Linked DNA regions of Homo sapiens: region 1 is linked to region 2. A link is a contact called in ENCODE Hi-C or POLR2A ChIA-PET data. All regions are on one chromosome and are shown on one strand. Each heading gives the region's core, a stretch centred on a gene start or an enhancer-like site at or near the end of the contact. The rest is flanking DNA. Distances are from core to core; before and after follow the strand shown.

Region 1 (5,653 bases), core at 256-2,755, 300 kb after region 2:
TCCTGGCTAACACAGTGAAGCCCCTTCTCTACTAAAAATACAAAAAATTAGCCGGGCGTGGTGGCGGGCGCCTGTAGTCCCAGCTACTCTGGAGGCTGAGGCAGAAGAATGGCGTGAACCCGGGAGGCGGAGCTTGCAGTGAGCTGAGATCGTGCCACTGCACTCCAGCCTGGGCGACAGAGTGAGACTCCGTCTCAAATAAATACATACATACATAAATAAAGTGCCTTAAATTTTTGTTGATATTTTGCTCAGCATAGACTTTTACCGGCTGTATTGAAATATGCACCATCTAACAGTGTGTGATGTGCACCGTTCGGCGGTTTCAGCACACGCAGAGTTGTACAACCATCACCACCATCAATTTCAGAACAGTTTTGTCACCCCAGGAAGAAACCCGTCAGCCATCACCCCTCTGACCCTCCCACTCTCCCAGGCCTAGGTGACCGCTAACCTTCTTCCTGTCCCCATGGACTTGCCTATTTGGGACGTCTCCTGTGATGGAGTCAGGCAGTCTGCGGCCTCTCGTGTCTGGCATCTGCAGTGCAGCTGTGGGCTTCGAGCTCCATCTGTGCTGTTTCCTGGGTCAGCGCCTCCTTCCCTTTTATGGTCACATAATGTTCCCACCATAATTTTCCTTTGCAGTGACTTTGAAATCTTAAAATGCTGCATTGAAATATTACCTGGACAGTCTGGGCAACATAGTCAGACCCCATCTCTAAAAAAATAAAATTAAAAATTAGCCAGGTGTGGTGGCATGCACCGGTAGTTCCAGCTACTCGGGAGGCTGAGGTGGGAGGATCACTTGAGCCCAGGAGGCTGAGGCTGCAGTGGGCTGAGATTGTGCCACTGCACTCCAGCCTGGGCAACAGAGCAAGACCCTGTCTCAAAAAAAAAAAAAAGAAAAGAGAAAAGAAAGAAAGAAAAGAAATGTGACCTGGATTACTGAGTTTCTCTCTCTCCCTTTTAATCTCATGCCTCAGTTGCCTCCCCCAGGCCTGGGCCTGATTTGTTTTAGGGAGTTTGGAGTCTGACAAGTTCAGCTGGGCTGGCCCTGAGCACAGCCCTTCTGATGGGGGGAAGCCGCAGGGGAGGCCCAGGCTCCCAGGTCACAGCAATGCCCACTCACGCAGCACCTTGCAGGCCGGCTGGTGCTGGGGGAGCCCAGTGAGGGAAAGCCATGCCACCGCTCCCCACCGTCACTCTGCACAGACCACACTCTCAGCCACTGTCCCCCAGCATGGCATGCAGGGGAGGGAGAGTGAGTGACGTGCCCAAGCTGGAGGCCACGAGGACCTTGGAGCCTCGGACAGAGGACCAGCGGCTGTCATGTGCAGAGGACTTTGGGGGTGTAGGGCAGGTCCCATCCTGGATGAAGGTGAAGGAGGGGATGGCAGGAGTGGAGCGGTCGCCTGGCTGGGCAGATTGGTTTTCTTTGGGTGAGAGGATGGGGAAGAGCTCAAGTGCTGAGCGGGGAAAGTGTCTCCCGCCACCTCGGCCCGTGGGAGCTCAGCCCTCTGCCCCATTAGTCATGGATTCTTTTCATTGTCGTCATCTCTCCGAACACAAATATTGTTAAACTCTTGGCTGAACTCCCTGTGCATGTTGGCGCTGAAAAATGTGAGGCCGCTGTGTGTGGGCCGCTCGGGCCTCCTGGGCTCGCAGGACACACCGAGCTCGGTCACCCCGTGCTGGCCGCGGCGTGTCTCGCTGACACGTTTCTTCCTCTGGGTCAGTTTGCAGGGTCCAGTGCGGACGGCACCCGGCGGGGCATGGGCGTGGACATCTCTCTGCTGAGCTGCCAGTACTTCCTGGCTCAGATTCTGGTCTCCCTGGTCCTGGGGCCCCTGACCTCGGCCGTGGGCAGTGCCAACGGGGTGATGTACTTCTCCAGCCTCGTGTCCTTCCTGGGCTGCCTGTACTCCTCCCTGTTTGTCATTTATGAAATTCCTCCCAGCGACGCTGCAGACGAGGAGCACCGGCCCCTCCTGCTGAACGTCTGACATCGCGGAGCCTCGACTCCGGACACGCGCCTGCACCTGGGGGTCTGGAGCAGGCCGACCAGTGAGGACCAAAGGGCCTTGTTGGACAGGGGGACTGGCTGCCTACTGGAATGTAAATATGTGATAAAATAATAAATGACAGCGGCAAAGCCTATGGTTTCTAGGCATTGCTCTCTGGTGGCTGAGAGGTCCCCATGGGATTGAGTTACCCTCCTGAGGACTCGGGCAGGGGAGGTTTGTAAGAATCTTTTTTTGAAAGTAAAGGTGTAATTCAATGGTTCTCAACCAGGGGCAATTTTGCCACCCCACCCCCACCCCCAGGAAGACATCTGGCAAAGTCTGGAGATAGCTTTGGTTGTCACAACTCGGGGATGCTGTAAACCTCCCACGGCACACAGGACCGCCCCAACAGCAAGGAGCTAGCAAGACCCAGCTGTCAATTGTGCTGAGGTAGAGTGAGCCTGGTCTAACTGGACCATACATTCTGTACATTGCATCCCAGGGTAGAGTCACAGTATACAGGTCTTTTGGATCAGAAGGCCTCATATTCATTCACTTGTCCATTCATCCATTTATTCTCTCATCCATTCATTCATCTACCCATCCGCATATCCACCCATCCACATAACCATCCATCCACTCATCCAAATATCCTCCCATCCAAATATCCACTCATCTATATATCCATCCATCTACATACCCACCCATTCATCCGTCCACATAACCATCCGTCCACTCATCCAAATATCCACCCATCTGAATATCTACTCATCTATATATCCATCCATCCACATATCCACCCATCCACCCATCTAAATATCCACTTCTCCATATATCCATCCATCCATCCATCCATCCATCCATCCATCCATCCATCCACATCCAAATATCCACTTCTCCATATATCCATCCATCCACATATCCACCCATCCGTCCATCCACATAACCATCCATCCACTCATCCAAATATTTACCCATCTGAATATCCACTCATCCACAAAACCATCCATCCACACATCCACCCATCTACCCATCCACATAACCATCCATCTACTCATCCAAATATCCACCTATCCGAATATCCACTCATCCATATATCCATCCATCCACATGTCCACCCATCTACCCATCCAAATATCCATTTCTCCATCCATCCATCCTTCCACCCATCCTCTTATCCACTCATCCACCCTCCAGATATCCAGCGAGTGCCTGGGTGTGGCAGACAGTGGTTGGCCTGGGAATCCAGCTGTAAGTGTCCACTCTGCCCTGCTGGAACTGATGTGAGAGGAAGGGAGACACATGGCTCACTGAGGTTCCGTGCAGCGCAAGCGCAGGGAAGGAGGACAGGGCGACAGCAGCGTGTCTGGGTGGCCTCAGTAGTGAGGTGCCGTTTGAGCAGTGTCCTGATGAAGCCAGGGAGTGATCTCTGAAGTGAGCACTTGCTTGACAGGCTCGAGGGAGCATAGGCACCAAGATGCTCAGATTGTAAAATGCCCCAAAAGTTGAAATCTCAAAGAGTTTGGAGCTGATGTGGCTGGCCAGCGCCCATCCTGCCTTTTGACTCCACAGGCAGGGACTAGGGGCTGGAGGGCGAGGTTCGGGTCATTCTTCCCCCTCCATCCGCCAAGGGTTCATTCCACAGATGGACACCATGTGCCTGCTGCGTGCAGGCGTCGCTGGGCCTGGGTCTGCCCGGGCTGTGCCCACTGCCTCCCAGTGCCCCTTTGTGGATCTGGCAAAGCTCTCGTGAGTGTGGCAGTCCCTCGCCATCTGGCCTCTGACCATCTTCGTCACCTGACGCTGGAAGCTCACCAAGGCCCCTTCTCAGAGGCCTGGGAGGGCTCCTCCACGCATGGTGATTAATGGCCATGAGGGGTCACGGCCGGGTCCCTGTTGTCGCCAAGCTGGGCCTGGTCTGGGATTGTGCAGCCCCCAGTTCCCTCACTGCATGGGCCCTGTGTTCTGGGGACATATAAGACATCCCTGACCACAAATCCACAACAAACAACAGGGGTTCTGGGGCCTGTTGCCAGCCTTGGGGAGTCTGGCGTTCATGACAGTGTCTTATCATCTTGCTGTGACCACTTAGGGCCAGTCAGAAAGGCTACCTCCCCACCTGGGCCACAGCCTCCCTCCCAACCACGGCCTCCCCACCTTGGTTATGATTTTCCCACCTGAGCCCCGGCCTCCCCCATGGGCCATAGCCTTCCTCAGTGTCACTGCCTGCTGCCTCCTGGAGCCCCACCACTCCTCTCTGCGCCCCTGCTGGACTCCTGGCCTCCTGTCTACCCTCACATCCATCTTCCACCCTGAAGCTGGGGGGCTGTAAACACGGGCCTGAGCCCATCCCCTCTTCTAGTCTTCCATGACACCTACCCTGGCTCCCCAGACCCTAAGGAATCAGGTAGAAATTCCTTCCACCAAACAGAGCCCAGCCCATCTTCCCGAGCCAGCCACCCGCCACGTTGCCAGCCCCCTGTACTACAGCCACAGAACCTTTGTGGGCCACAATCGGTTCCTGTGTTTAGGATCTTCCTGCAGGCCAAGTCCACCTCTTCTCTGCCCATCAATATCTGATTCATCCATGTAGACCTGTCTGAAATGCCACTTCCTCCGTGCAGTCCACCCTGCTTGGAGCCAGTGATTCTTTCCCTGTGCTTTCATGTGATGCTGCTTTACCCTTCATGGTCATGAGCTCAGTGAAGCGGGTCTCACGGTCCCTGATACACATGTAGCTGAAGCACAGAGAGGTTTAGTGGCTTTTCAAAGTCACACCGCTCCTTTGAGCCTCTGTAGACTCAGGCCCTGTTAGTCCCATGCTTTTCCTGGAACTGCAGACTTACCCTCCCCACATTTATGTTGTTTGGAAGAGCTTCAGACTTCCTAGAAAATGTGGTGTTGGGTGGCTGTCCTCTGGTCTGGGCTGTCTTTGCCCAGAACTGGTCAAAATGAAGAATAAGGGGCTTCCCGCTTACTCTTGGCTTGTCAAATCTTAGGCCCTCTTCCTAGAACTTTCTAACAAAACACAGATTGCTTCTACACGTGGGAATCGTCCCTGTCAGCCTCTCTTTTCTGAGAACCTGCCCTGCCTCCCGAACTGTGGGAGTACTGCCCTCTGGCCGGGTCCGAAAAGCTGCCCTTGACTTCCAGGTCTATTCCTAGCAGATGGCAGTGGGAGCAGCCACCAGCTCCAAACCACGAGGCCTAGGACTCACTGAGAGCCACATTCGTTTGACTTTCACATCTCAGAGAGGATTTCTCTCTACTTAAAAATCAAGCTGTGGGCCGGGCGCAGTGGCTCACGCCTGTAATCCCAGCACTTTGGGAGGCCGAGGCGGGTGGATCACGAGGCCAGGAGATTGAGACCATCCTGGCTAACACGGTGAAACCCTGTCTCTACTAAAAATACAAAAAATTAGCTGGGCATGGTGGTGGGCGCCTGTAGTCCCAGCTACTTGGGAGGCTGAGGCAGGAGAATCGCTTGAACCTGGGCGGCAGAGGTTGCAGTGGGCTGAGATTGCACCACTGCACTCCAGCCTGGGTGACAGAGCGAGACTCTGTCTCAAAAAAAAAAAAAAAAAAAGAATCAAGCTGTGATGATGAGGGTAGTCACCGCTGCTTGCTGTTTGTGAAGTCCTCACTACACA
Region 2 (5,959 bases), core at 3,064-5,563:
AGTCTGAAATCACGTAGGAAGCTATTGCCTGTGTCTAAGTGAGAACTGATGGCTTGAGGGAGAGTTGTGGTACTTGGAATGGAGCAGAGCAAAAAGGTTCCACGAACACTGATCCTAGGTTTACATTTTGGATTTAGGCCGGGCGCAGTGGCTCACGCCTGTAATTCCAGCACTTTCAGAGGCTGAGGCAGGAGGATCACTTGAGGTCAGGAGTTCAAGATCAGCCTGGCCAACATGGTGAAACCCCGTCTCTACTAAAAATACAAAAATTAGCTGGGCGTGGTGGCGCCCGCCTGTAGTCCCAGCTCCCAGCTACTTGGGAGGCTGAGGTGGGAAGATCACTTGAGCCTAGAAGGTCGAGGCTGCAGTGAGTGGAGATCATGCCACTACACTTCAACCTAGGTGGTGGAGTGAGAACCTGTCTCAAAAAATTAAAATAAAATAAATAAATTTTGGATCTAGAATGGACAGGACTTAATGGTAACTTGCACATGAGAAATGAAGGAAAAATAAAATAAATGATGATTCCAGCTTTCTGGCTTAAATAACTGGGTGAACGATGGTGCAGTAGTTTACTGAGTAGGAGATGGAGGGAGCTGGGCATTGGAGTATGGGAGATGGTACCCCCTGATAAACAGGGGGGCTTATAACTTAGCTGAAGACCTAATGGCAAGAGAGATATGAAGCACAGTAAGTTTTCCAAAATGCTTCATTTCAGCAGTCCTGTGGAAAATGTGGGTAGAGATGGGCAACCTGGTTTCATACTACTCAAGAAAGCTTGTGCAGAGATCCCTGTGGTTAGTAACCTGGATTCTAGGGATGAAGGGCAGCTCACTCAGAGGCTCAGCTCTTTGGTCTTCAGCCACTGAGGTTAACAGAAACAGTGGCTGGCTGGCAGTCTTATTTTGGGAAATACAGGTTCCTATCCATGATCTGTCTCTTGGAGTCAACAACATTGCAAAAGCAACAGATATCTAATGGAGACACCACTAGAACTCAGGACTTTGGGTTTAATACTCCTTTTATAAGAAAGGATATAAATTTCAAATCATTTATGAAGGTCAGATGAATATTGATTGATCCTTGAATTAAATTTGCCAATGCATCTGGAACCATAATTTCTTTTGAGTTGTTTCTGACCTCTTCCTCAGTCCATCTAAGACTGTGGGATTAAAGTAATCTTCTTTCCAAATTATACTTTTAAAAATAATGACTGTAAATGCCTGATATCTTAAAGGTGTCAGATTTTTTTTTTTTTTTTTTTTTTTTTTTTTTTTTTTTTTTTTTTTTTTTTTTGAGATAGAGCCTTGCTCTGTCGCCCAGGCTGGAGTGCAGCGGCAATTTCAGCTGACTGCAACCTCTGCTGCCTGGGTTCAAGTGATTCTCATGCCTCAGCCTCCCGAGTAGCTGGGACTACAAGCGCCCGCTGCCACAATTGGCTAATGTTTGTATTTTCAGTAGAGACAGGGTTTCACCATGTTGGCCAGGCTGGTCTCCAATTCCTGACTTCAAGTGATCCACCTGCTTCAGCCTCCCAAAGTGCTGGGATTACAGGCTTGAGCCACCGCGCCCAGCCAGATTTTTTTTTTTTCCTAGAACAGGCGTGTGTGTGTAATTAAGACACATGACCATTCCTGTGTTGTTTTCTCTTGTAAAATAAGTGTAATTAAGTCATTAACCTTAGGGAGCTGTGATTCATAAAAACTGGGAAAAAAATGTAACAAAATCTTAGTTTTCACTGACTTAGAAATATAATAAAATCGACTTCCTATTAGTGCACACCATCCTGAGGCATCAGAAGGTACCCCAGGACATCCATGGTAACCATTACATTCATTCAACAAACATTTACTGAGTATCTTACTACATATATTTCTAATGGTTTCTACTTTTTCAAAGTAAAATCCAGAAAAATTTCTAGTCATTTGAACTTTGCTTCTATTTGAAGTTTTCTTTAATTCTTTATATGCATTTGTCCTGTCTCATTAGAGTATATGATCCTAGTGAAGATTATGATTTCTTTTGTATCTCTTATAGCACACAGCACCACTGTTGACTGTCTTGGCCATAAGCTTAAACTATAGGATGGAAAATTCAGGTGGATACAAACAGCCTAATTGATATAAAAATGGAAAAGAAGCCTCATCAGACCAAGGCTGTAGATTCTACCTCCTTAAAATTTTTCGAGAATCAAATAAACTCTTTGAACCAGTATTTTTACCAGCACTCTAAGGAAATAGGCCAGGCACAGTGGCTCACGCCTGTAATCCCAGCACTTTGGGAGGCTGAGGCAGGTGAATCACTTGAGGTCAGGAGTTCAAAACCAACCTGGCCAACATGGTGAAACCCCATATCTACTAAAAATACAAAAATTAGCTGGACATGATGGCTTGTGCCTGTAATCCCTACTCAGGAGGCCGAGGCACAAGAATCGCTTGAACCTGGGAGGTGTAGGTTGCAGTGAGCAGAGATCCCGCTGCTGCACTCAGCCTGGGCGACAGAGTGAGACTCCATCTCAAAAACAGCAAAAAACTGAGGAAGTAATCACAATACAGAAAGCTTTATACCCAAAGAGGTTCAATATGGTGTTATTCATAAGAGTGAAAAACTGGCCTGGTAGTAGGACAACTGGCCAAGTAAAATACAGACTATTCATATGCTAATGAGAATTTTATAATTAGGAGTAATATGATTATGAACATTTTGTAATTGAGAATAATGCCTAATAATAGCTAACACTTTTGTGGCATTTACTAAGAACTAGATACTGTTCTAAGGCTTGACATATATTAACTTAACTTTCACAACAACCCTACGAGGTACATCCTATCGTTGTACCCAGTTTACAAGGTGAGGTTAGGTCATGTGCTCAAAGTCACACAGCTAGGAACTAGATTCCAACCTAGGCAGTTAGTTTCCTTTTAACCACCACAAATTCTTTCATGATCATGTTCAGTGAAAAAAGTCAAACACAGTACCTGGCTGACAAAACAATCTGTACAACAAATTTCTGTGACATAAGTTTACCTATAACACAAACCTGCACATGTACCCCGAACCTAAAATAAAAGTTTTTTTAAAAAGTAGAATACAAAATTGAGTATGGAATATCTATCCTCATGTTATCAGTTAGGACTTTTTTTTAGTGACAGGAAACCCAACTCAAATTGGATAAATAAAAAAAGGAATTCAGTGGATCAGTACTGGAGAAGACTAGGATGTCGCTGCACACATTGCTTTGTTCACATGTTCAGATGACATCATGCAGGGCAAGACTTTCTCTAACTTTTGGCTTTATCCATGTTTGTGTTGACTTCATTTTGAGGTTCCTTGGTGGCATGATGGCTGCCAGCAAACCCTGGGATCATCTAATTAAAAATTTTAAAAACAACTTATTTAATAGTTTGAACAAAAACCCTGGGCCTGATTCTCACAAATCGAAACTGAAGGCCAGGGGAGTGCAATGTTCCAATTGGCCAAGCCTGAATGTGGGACCTCATTTGGAACCATGGGGGGAGAATCAAATCCATCTGAGGCTCAAGTGCAGAGGAGGACCAAGAGTAGAGGAGGACTAAGAGTAGAGGAGGTGATAGCTTCCCAGAGTAAGACTGAAGAATGGACTAGGAAAAAAAGGAAATGGATATTGTCAGCATACATCAAGTGTCCACAACAGCCATTTTCTTATGTACAGCATTTGACTCTGTTCACTTACAAATTTCTTAAAGTTTTCTGTTCTTTGACCTCGGTAACACTACACGTCACACCTTTTGATACCTCTCCTCAGTCCTGCTCGGTCATTTATTCTTCTCTTCCTTGTATGCTTAGATGTTGGCGTCTTCGAGGCTTTCTTTACTTATTCCTTAGTTTAGTCATCTCATTCTATTCCTGAGCTTTTATTATGATGTCTATGTAAATTACACCAAAATCTAATTGTAGTCCCATTTTCTCTCCTGGCCTGTAGTCCCTTTTTTTTTTTTCTCCTGGCCTTTAATCCCATATTTTTAATTTCTTACCAGTGCATCTCTCCTGGATATTTGTTGCAGACTGGCTTCTTGGCAAGCAGTCTTTGAGATGGAGATGAACATGGAGGACATTTATTAGAGTGTTGAAGGAAGGGTGAGGAAAAAGAATTGGGCAGAGGGAGAAGTTAAGTTGTGATCCATGTACGACATAGGCCTTAGCTAACTACATGCAAAGCTCTGGAACAGGATTGACCCTTTGGAGTTGTCCTAACTTGGGCAAGAGAGCTGGACCTTTTTTCCTCTAACTCTTATTGGTCAGTCATTGATATGGCTTGCCTTTGGAAGGAAGAGTAAGCTTGGAAAAGGCAGTTTTCTTCAGCTGAGTCACTCTCCAAACAGGGTTGACAGCTAAGGGCCATGTTCTGGCAGCATTCCCAGGAGCTTGAGGAATAAGGCTTTTCATAACTCATTGGGGATCTGGGTAGCTCATCATGGAAACTTCCTTTTGTTCTCTCTGTTGTTAGTTTATCCTTCCTCACTCCATTTTCCTAGTAGTTTTGTTGATGTTTCTACTTTGATATTTTGAGGCTATATTATTCAGAGCATACATGTTTAGAATTGTTAAATCTGTCTGATAAATCCAACATTTTGTTAATTTGTAGTAAGCCTCTATCTCTAGTAATAATTTTTGCATTAAAGTCTATTTTGTTTGATACTTCTTTTCTTTACTTTCTTTCTTTCTTTTTTTGTTTTGTCTTGTTTTGTTTTGGGACAAAGTCTCACTCTGTGGCTTAGGCTGGACTGCAGTGGCATGATCTTAGCTCACTGTAACCTATACCTCCTGGGTTTAAGCGATTCTTGTGTCTCAGCCATCTGAGTATCTGGGATTACAGGTGTGTGCCACCATGCCCAGCTAATTTTTTGTATTTTTAGTAGAGACAGAGTTTTGCCATGTTGGCCAGGCTGGTCTCAAACTCCTGGTCTTGAGTGATCTGCTTGCCTCAGCCTCCCAAAGTGATGGGATTATAGGCGTGAGAGACCACGCCTGGCCTGTTTGATATTTCTGGAGTCACAATGGCTTTCTTTTGGTTAGTACTTTGGTGTATTTTTTTCTAAAATTTTCTTTTTACTCTTTGGGTGTCCTTAAGTTTTTGGTCTGTTTTATAAACAGCGCAGAGCTGGATTAAAAAAATCTTTGTCTTCCATTGGTGAGTGTAGTTCACTTATAATTATTATGATTACTGATATATTTTACTGATAATTTCAATCATTTATACCATGCTATTTTGAACTGTCTATTTGTCTTGATTTTAAGGGTTTTTCTTTCTCATTTCTTGCATCTTTTCTTTACTCGTTGCATTTTTTTCTCATCTCATGCTCCCAATTTGGAAGTTATACCCTCTATTTCTCTTTTTTGGTGGTTACCTAGAAATTGTGAAATGCTTAACATAGCAAAGTCTAAAGCTAGTATCTTTACTCTCCTGAAAAATACAAGAAACACTTAAGAACATGTTAATTCACATCACTGCCTCCTAATTTTCATGTTCTTCCACCTCCCAATTTTCATGTTTTTGTCCAGAATTTAAACTTCTGTTTTTTTTTTTTGTTTGTTTTGTTTTTTTTTGAGATGGAGTCTTGCTCTGTCACCAGGCTGGAGTGCAGTGGCGAGATCTTGGCTCACTGCAACCTCTGCCTCCTGGGTTCAAGTGATTCTCCTGCCTCAGCCTCCCTAGAAGCTGGGACTACAAGTGTGCACCACCACCACGCCCAGCTAATTTTTATATTTTTAGTAGAGACGGAGTTTCGTTGTTTCTTTCCCTTTCTTTTTTCTCCTGCTATAACTTTGATTAGATAAGTATTAGATCTTTTTACTCTGTCCTTGGTGTCTTTTAACTCTTTTGTATTTTCTATTTCTTTCTCTTTTTGTGCTACATTTTGTATAGTTTCTTCAAATCTATTTTCCAGTTTGCTATTGCTCTCTTCAGCTATATCTGCTA

What was found. Hi-C counts contacts between places; a loop is a spot of excess contacts on that map. ChIA-PET counts read pairs that join two places held with the same protein, here RNA polymerase II (POLR2A). Pooled maps may share reads with other maps.
Region 1: a loop to region 2 is called in a map of left cardiac atrium, with 2.7 times the contacts of the local background. The contact joins two enhancer-like sites. A Hi-C loop is called at or near these places in 18 of 168 maps with a recorded cell type or tissue (CD14-positive monocyte, CD4-positive, alpha-beta T cell, CD4-positive, alpha-beta memory T cell and 11 more), 17 of 37 single-sample maps with no recorded cell type and 24 of 50 pooled maps. POLR2A ChIA-PET finds 5 or more read pairs at or near these places in 3 of 52 experiments (AG04450, HepG2 and activated CD4-positive, alpha-beta T cell).

The regions. Positions count from the first base shown.
Region 1 is chr1:8,342,011-8,347,663 of GRCh38, forward strand. SLC45A1 (solute carrier family 45 member 1) reads left to right here. Exons shown (of 9, transcript NM_001080397.3): 9 at 1,737-2,155. The coding sequence ends at 2,003. Among named protein-coding and RNA genes, the nearest start is that of SLC45A1, 27 kb to the left of the region's middle. RefSeq lists an enhancer at 866-1,606. Within about 2 kb of position 1,506, at least 24 of the 41 ENCODE cell types and tissues checked have a DNase peak (open chromatin) inside an H3K27ac peak, as active enhancers do; they include PC-9 and ascending aorta, where a contact is called at or near this core.
Region 2 is chr1:8,036,423-8,042,381 of GRCh38, forward strand. The region is part of intron 2 of ERRFI1-DT (ERRFI1 divergent transcript); the gene reads left to right. Among named protein-coding and RNA genes, the nearest start is that of ERRFI1-DT, 13 kb to the left of the region's middle. RefSeq lists a silencer at 4,187-4,481. Within about 2 kb of position 4,314, at least 16 of the 41 ENCODE cell types and tissues checked have a DNase peak (open chromatin) inside an H3K27ac peak, as active enhancers do; they include PC-9 and ascending aorta, where a contact is called at or near this core.